2 separate regions of the Homo sapiens genome follow, and region 1 is linked to region 2. The links are chromatin loops, found by intact Hi-C in ENCODE. Cell type or tissue: pancreas. All regions are shown on one strand. Region 1 overlaps LTBP3 (latent transforming growth factor beta binding protein 3). Region 2 overlaps CAPN1 (calpain 1).

The links. Peaks named below come from ENCODE experiments on the same cell type or tissue, not always from the same donor. Only the 100,000 strongest peaks of a DNase experiment are listed, where the experiment ranks them.
Region 1: a loop joins it to region 2, with 3 times the contacts of the local background. A loop is called at or near these places in 1 of 110 quality-filtered maps.

What each region holds. Positions count from the first base shown.
Region 1 is chr11:65,539,130-65,541,629 of GRCh38, reverse strand. LTBP3 (latent transforming growth factor beta binding protein 3) reads left to right here. Exons shown (of 28, transcript NM_001130144.3): 19 at 1-30; 20 at 337-504; 21 at 676-759; 22 at 1,016-1,144; 23 at 1,248-1,385; 24 at 1,477-1,617; 25 at 1,749-1,910; 26 at 2,002-2,082; 27 at 2,171-2,302; 28 at 2,399-2,500. Among named protein-coding and RNA genes, the nearest start is that of SCYL1, 15 kb to the right of the region's middle. RefSeq lists enhancers at 452-501, 718-1,012 and silencers at 752-1,511, 1,562-1,761. In pancreas, CTCF peaks have their summits at 601 and 1,347; DNase peaks (open chromatin) are centred at 879, 1,409, 1,649, 2,409 and 1 weaker place; H3K4me3 peaks cover 1,697 bases; H3K27ac peaks cover 2,040 bases.
Region 2 is chr11:65,210,511-65,213,010 of GRCh38, reverse strand. CAPN1 (calpain 1) reads right to left here. Exons shown (of 22, transcript NM_005186.4): 21 at 2,139-2,197; 22 at 1,005-1,751. The coding sequence ends at 1,725. Among named protein-coding and RNA genes, the nearest start is that of CAPN1, 30 kb to the right of the region's middle. RefSeq lists enhancers at 1-159, 2,403-2,500 and a silencer at 1,509-1,712. In pancreas, no CTCF peak of the experiment used is centred here; DNase peaks (open chromatin) are centred at 710, 1,381, 1,528 and 2,374.

The DNA.
Region 1 (2,500 bases), 330 kb before region 2:
CTCCCACCCAGGACCAGCACGGTTGTGAGGGTGAGTGTCCTCCCAGCTCCTCCCTCGGACTGGACAACTCCCCTGAGCTGCAGCTGGGATTCAGAGATGTGTCCTGGCCCCACCCTCCTAAATTTGGGGAACCGGAAGAAATCTCTTTTGGCTGGGGGAGTCTGGTGGGGCCAGACGATGAAGGGTCCAGAACACCACGTTGAGAACAGAGCCAACTCTCAGGAGGAGGCTAAGGGGAGCCAGGGAATGTGGGGGGAAAGACCTGTGGTGGGTGGGCAGGGTGGACAGGGCCAAGGGGGGTCTGTGCACAACCCTGAGCTGCCGTCTGCCCCTCAGAGGTGGAGCAGCCCCACCACAAGAAGGAGTGCTACCTGAACTTCGATGACACAGTGTTCTGCGACAGCGTATTGGCCACCAACGTGACCCAGCAGGAGTGCTGCTGCTCTCTGGGGGCCGGCTGGGGCGACCACTGCGAAATCTACCCCTGCCCAGTCTACAGCTCAGGTCAGGAGCCGGGCAGGCCCCTTCCCAGATCTTCAGTTTCTTCATCTGGAAGCCAAATGTGGGAAATGGCGCCCCCTGGCAGTTGGGAAATAGGCGGCGGGCTGCAGCCCTAAGCCCACGCGCGCGCTCAGTCCTGCCTCTTCCCTCCCCACGGCCGCCCTGCCCCTGCAGCCGAGTTCCACAGCCTCTGCCCAGACGGAAAGGGCTACACCCAGGACAACAACATCGTCAACTACGGCATCCCAGCCCACCGTGGTAAGCGCCCTGCGGCTCCGCCCGCCCCGCGCCCTCTCACCCCGGGTTGGGCTCGCCCGGATCCCGCCGGGACTCGCTGGGTCAGCTGCCCGCGCCGGGTAAGCCCCGCCCGCACCTTCCTCGCAGGCCCCGCCCTGTAGGCCCCGCCCCTCCTGTAGGCCCCGCCCGGGGATGGCTTCGCTCCGGTGGTGCGCCCAGCCCACGCCTCCGGGCTGCAGCTGCGGGACCGGAGCGGCCAGTGTTTGTCACCCCGCAGACATCGACGAGTGCATGTTGTTCGGGTCGGAGATTTGCAAGGAGGGCAAGTGCGTGAACACGCAGCCTGGCTACGAGTGCTACTGCAAGCAGGGCTTCTACTACGACGGGAACCTGCTGGAATGCGTGGGTGAGCTCCGCCCCCCGGCGGCCGTGGGGAAGCGGCAGGGAGACACGCGCCACCGCGCCCATCCCGGGCCTGCCCCTGCTACCCACGCTTTTCCTCCCTGCAGACGTGGACGAGTGCCTGGACGAGTCCAACTGCCGGAACGGAGTGTGTGAGAACACGCGCGGCGGCTACCGCTGTGCCTGCACGCCCCCTGCCGAGTACAGTCCCGCGCAGCGCCAGTGCCTGAGCCCGGAAGAGATGGGTGAGGCCCGGGCCGGGGAGTGGGGTACGCGGGAGGGGCGGGGCCCGGGCCGAGCTGTGACGGCCCCCACCCACCCCCTCGCTGTTCGTAGACGTGGACGAGTGCCAGGACCCGGCAGCCTGCCGCCCTGGCCGCTGCGTCAACCTGCCGGGCTCCTACCGCTGCGAGTGTCGCCCGCCCTGGGTGCCCGGGCCCTCCGGCCGCGATTGCCAGCTCCCCGAGAGCCCGGCCGGTGAGGGCGAGGGTTGGCCTTGGCCGATCCCGGGGCCCTGTCCGTCACGTGGCCCCCGCGCAGGTGGGGTGGGGCGGAGGCGGGCGGTTCCTGCCTTGGGCCCCTCCCCTGATGCCAGGTGTCTTCCGCAGAGCGTGCCCCGGAGCGGCGCGACGTGTGCTGGAGCCAGCGCGGAGAGGACGGCATGTGCGCTGGCCCCCTGGCCGGGCCTGCCCTCACCTTCGACGACTGCTGCTGCCGCCAGGGCCGCGGCTGGGGCGCCCAATGCCGACCGTGCCCGCCGCGCGGCGCGGGTAAGGCAGTCGGGGAGGAGTTGGCCGGGAGCGAGGATGGGGGCCAGGGCCCGGGGACCCGGACGTCGCTGACCAGTTCTGCTCCTCCCAGGGTCCCATTGCCCGACATCGCAGAGCGAGAGCAATTCCTTCTGGGACACAAGCCCCCTGCTGTTGGGGAAGCCCCCAAGAGGTGAGTGCTGCCGGGTCGGGCGGTGGCGGGGTTGGTAGCCTTTGGCCGGGGCTCAGTGTTGAAGTCCATATTGTTCCGGGCCACGCAGATGAGGACAGTTCAGAGGAGGATTCAGACGAGTGTCGCTGCGTGAGTGGCCGCTGCGTGCCGCGGCCGGGCGGCGCCGTGTGCGAGTGTCCCGGCGGCTTCCAGCTCGACGCCTCCCGCGCCCGCTGCGTGGGTGAGCCGGGCTTCGGGGGTGGGGGCAGGGGCGGGGCCGGTGGTGAGGAGCCGCCTGGAGGCTCAGCGAAGCCGCACCTGTCGCCCTCACCTTCAGATATCGACGAGTGCCGAGAGCTGAACCAGCGCGGGCTGCTGTGCAAGAGCGAGCGCTGCGTGAACACCAGCGGCTCCTTCCGCTGCGTCTGCAAAGCCGGCT
Region 2 (2,500 bases):
ACAAAGCAAGAAAGCCCAAATAGGGCAGTCAGGAAGAAGCCCTGCTCTTCCCACCTCTACCTCAGTGACTCAGAGTTTATGAGAGGTTAGGGTCCCAGGTCATCCAGACGTGGTGTTCCCATCCCCACATCAAATAAAACCCAATCCAGAGAGCAAGTAAGGGTTTGAGCAAGATGGCAGGGCCCTGCAGACCCTCCTGCCCTCCAGCCCCTCACACACCAGCCCAAGCTGCAGGAAGAGCTGAGCCACTGCCCTCACTGCTGAAGACTCTGAGCCCAACAGGACCTGGACTCCCAGTGAGGAGGTGACAAGGGCAAAACGCAAGCTCAAGATAGCAGTGTGCGGGCAGCCTTCCCCATGGGGCACACAGGGGCCTCCACCTCCATCTCCACCCCAACGCTGGGGCCCACAGCAGCTGACAGCAGCCAACTCCCACCCTCCCCCACCTCGGCCTCTGCTCTGCATTTGCAGCTTCGCCCCATCCCCTCTTCCTTCCCCCAAACCACTCTTATCTCTGGTAAGAAAATCCCAGATCCCAGCAGGCCCTGGAGCGGCTTATGTAAGTGCAGGTGTCTGGGTCACAGGGGCTCCCCACAGAGGGACCTGAAGGCGGCTCTGTGCTCGGGGGAGCTCTCTGGGGGGCCGGGTGTGTGCTAAGTAGAGGTTTGAATTTCAGCCAGAGCCTCACCTCAACGGGCCGAAGTGTGCAAGAAAGGTAGGGGTCAGGCCTCCTGGGCGGCGGGGAGGGCATGTAGGATCAGCAGAGCCATGTGGGACCTCAGCTGTGTGGCCCTGTCCCTGCAGCTAGGGCCCCTCCTTCCCAACCTCCCAGGGCCAGGGGTGGTCTTGCCCAGATACCCAGTACTCCAGTAGGGGTTCAAGCTTCAAGGTCAAGGGGAAGGAGATGGAGGGGTTGGAGGGGAGGGGTGAGCTGAGGCCACGAGCTGCCCCCATGGGCCGGGGCCTGCAGGTGCCCTCCAGGCAGTAGGCTGGGGAGAAACACATCACAGACAGATGTGGGGCCTTTTATTATTTGGGGTTCCTCTATATGGAACACGGGACCTCCCCACCCCAAGCCTAGTGCCTCTGGCACCCCCATAACCAGTACACAAGTCCCTGAAGAGTCCCCTTTAAAATCACTAATATAAAAAAGGAGCGAAGGAGGGAAGGCCGACCGCCCACAGGCTGGGCAGCTCCTGGTCGGCAGCAGGGCCAGGGAAGGACAGAGGGGGCGTTGGCTTCGGCGCAGGAAGGCACAGGCGTTCCCAGCCCCGGGGCCTCCCCGAGCCGGGAGGCGGCTCCACACGCCTGGACTGCAGACTGTGTCGAGCTAGTGGTTATAGTTTATAGTCTGCAGGCAAGGCCAGGCCGGTGGTGCTGAGTGGGTGGCCTCTGAAGTGGGGAGAGGGGACACATCAGGATGCTGGGGAAACCCGGGGCTGTCCCGAGGCAGGAACAAGCGAAAGCTGCCTTCCTGGCTTGGCAATGGGTGGGGCCCAGGGAGTCCATCCCGAGCCCATGGCTGGCACAGGCAGGGGCCACACAGTTCTGCCCGGAGCAGATGAACGATGGTGGCTGGGAGGAGAGGGGACAGGAGGACGAGGCTGCCTCTCTGCTCCAAGGAAGGCACTTGCAGCTGGGGTGGCCTGGTGTGGTGTGGTAGGAGGCGAGGCTTGGCAGACGAGGAGGGAGGGGAGCACGGCAAGGGGGACCGAGTCCCTGCCTCATGCAAACATGGTCAGCTGCAACCACTGCGGGAGAACAGGCAGGTCAGCTGGGGCCGCAGAAATGGCTCCCTGGCTTCTTCCCCACCCAAACCCCAGGTCCAGCCCCCAACTCCACGTCTCAGGAGCCACCTCAGGAACCTCATGGAGGGGTTACTTTCTTACCTCCTCCACCCCTGGGAAACCAGAGTGCTGCTCCCATAGGGGCCTCCAAGGGCCTGGACCTCCCCTCCTGCTCCTTTCCCAGAATCCAGACACCCCCACCCCAGCCTTTCAGGATTCAGGTGGCCCGGGCTTCAGGGTTGGCTCTGAGGCCCAGGCTCATTTCCAGGAAAGGACAGGGAACACTGGCCAGATAAGAAAATTCGATCGCCTGGAACTCTTCCCCAACCATGGGCCCAGGGAGGTTCCCACCTTAAACAAGTCAAAGGTCACAACTCCATCCAGATCTGTGTCCAGAGTTTTGAAAAATCCTGTGTGTTCAAGAAAAGGTGATACAGGGCTGAAAACTCAGTGGGATATTCACGCAGGGCCAGGCCTGGCCCCCTTCCTGCCTGGTCCCTCTCTACCTCCCCACAGTACCGCAAGCTGACACCCCTTGAAGCTGGGAAGCTTCACCCCTTCCTGCTGCCTGAGAAGCCACTGTCAACTCCCTCCCTCCCCGACTCTCCTGGCACTCAGCCAGGGCCCCCCAAACCCAGACCCAGGCCTCTCTGGCACACACCCACAGCACTGGCCTGTATCTGCTAATTCACCCATCTGTCATTCCCCCCAGC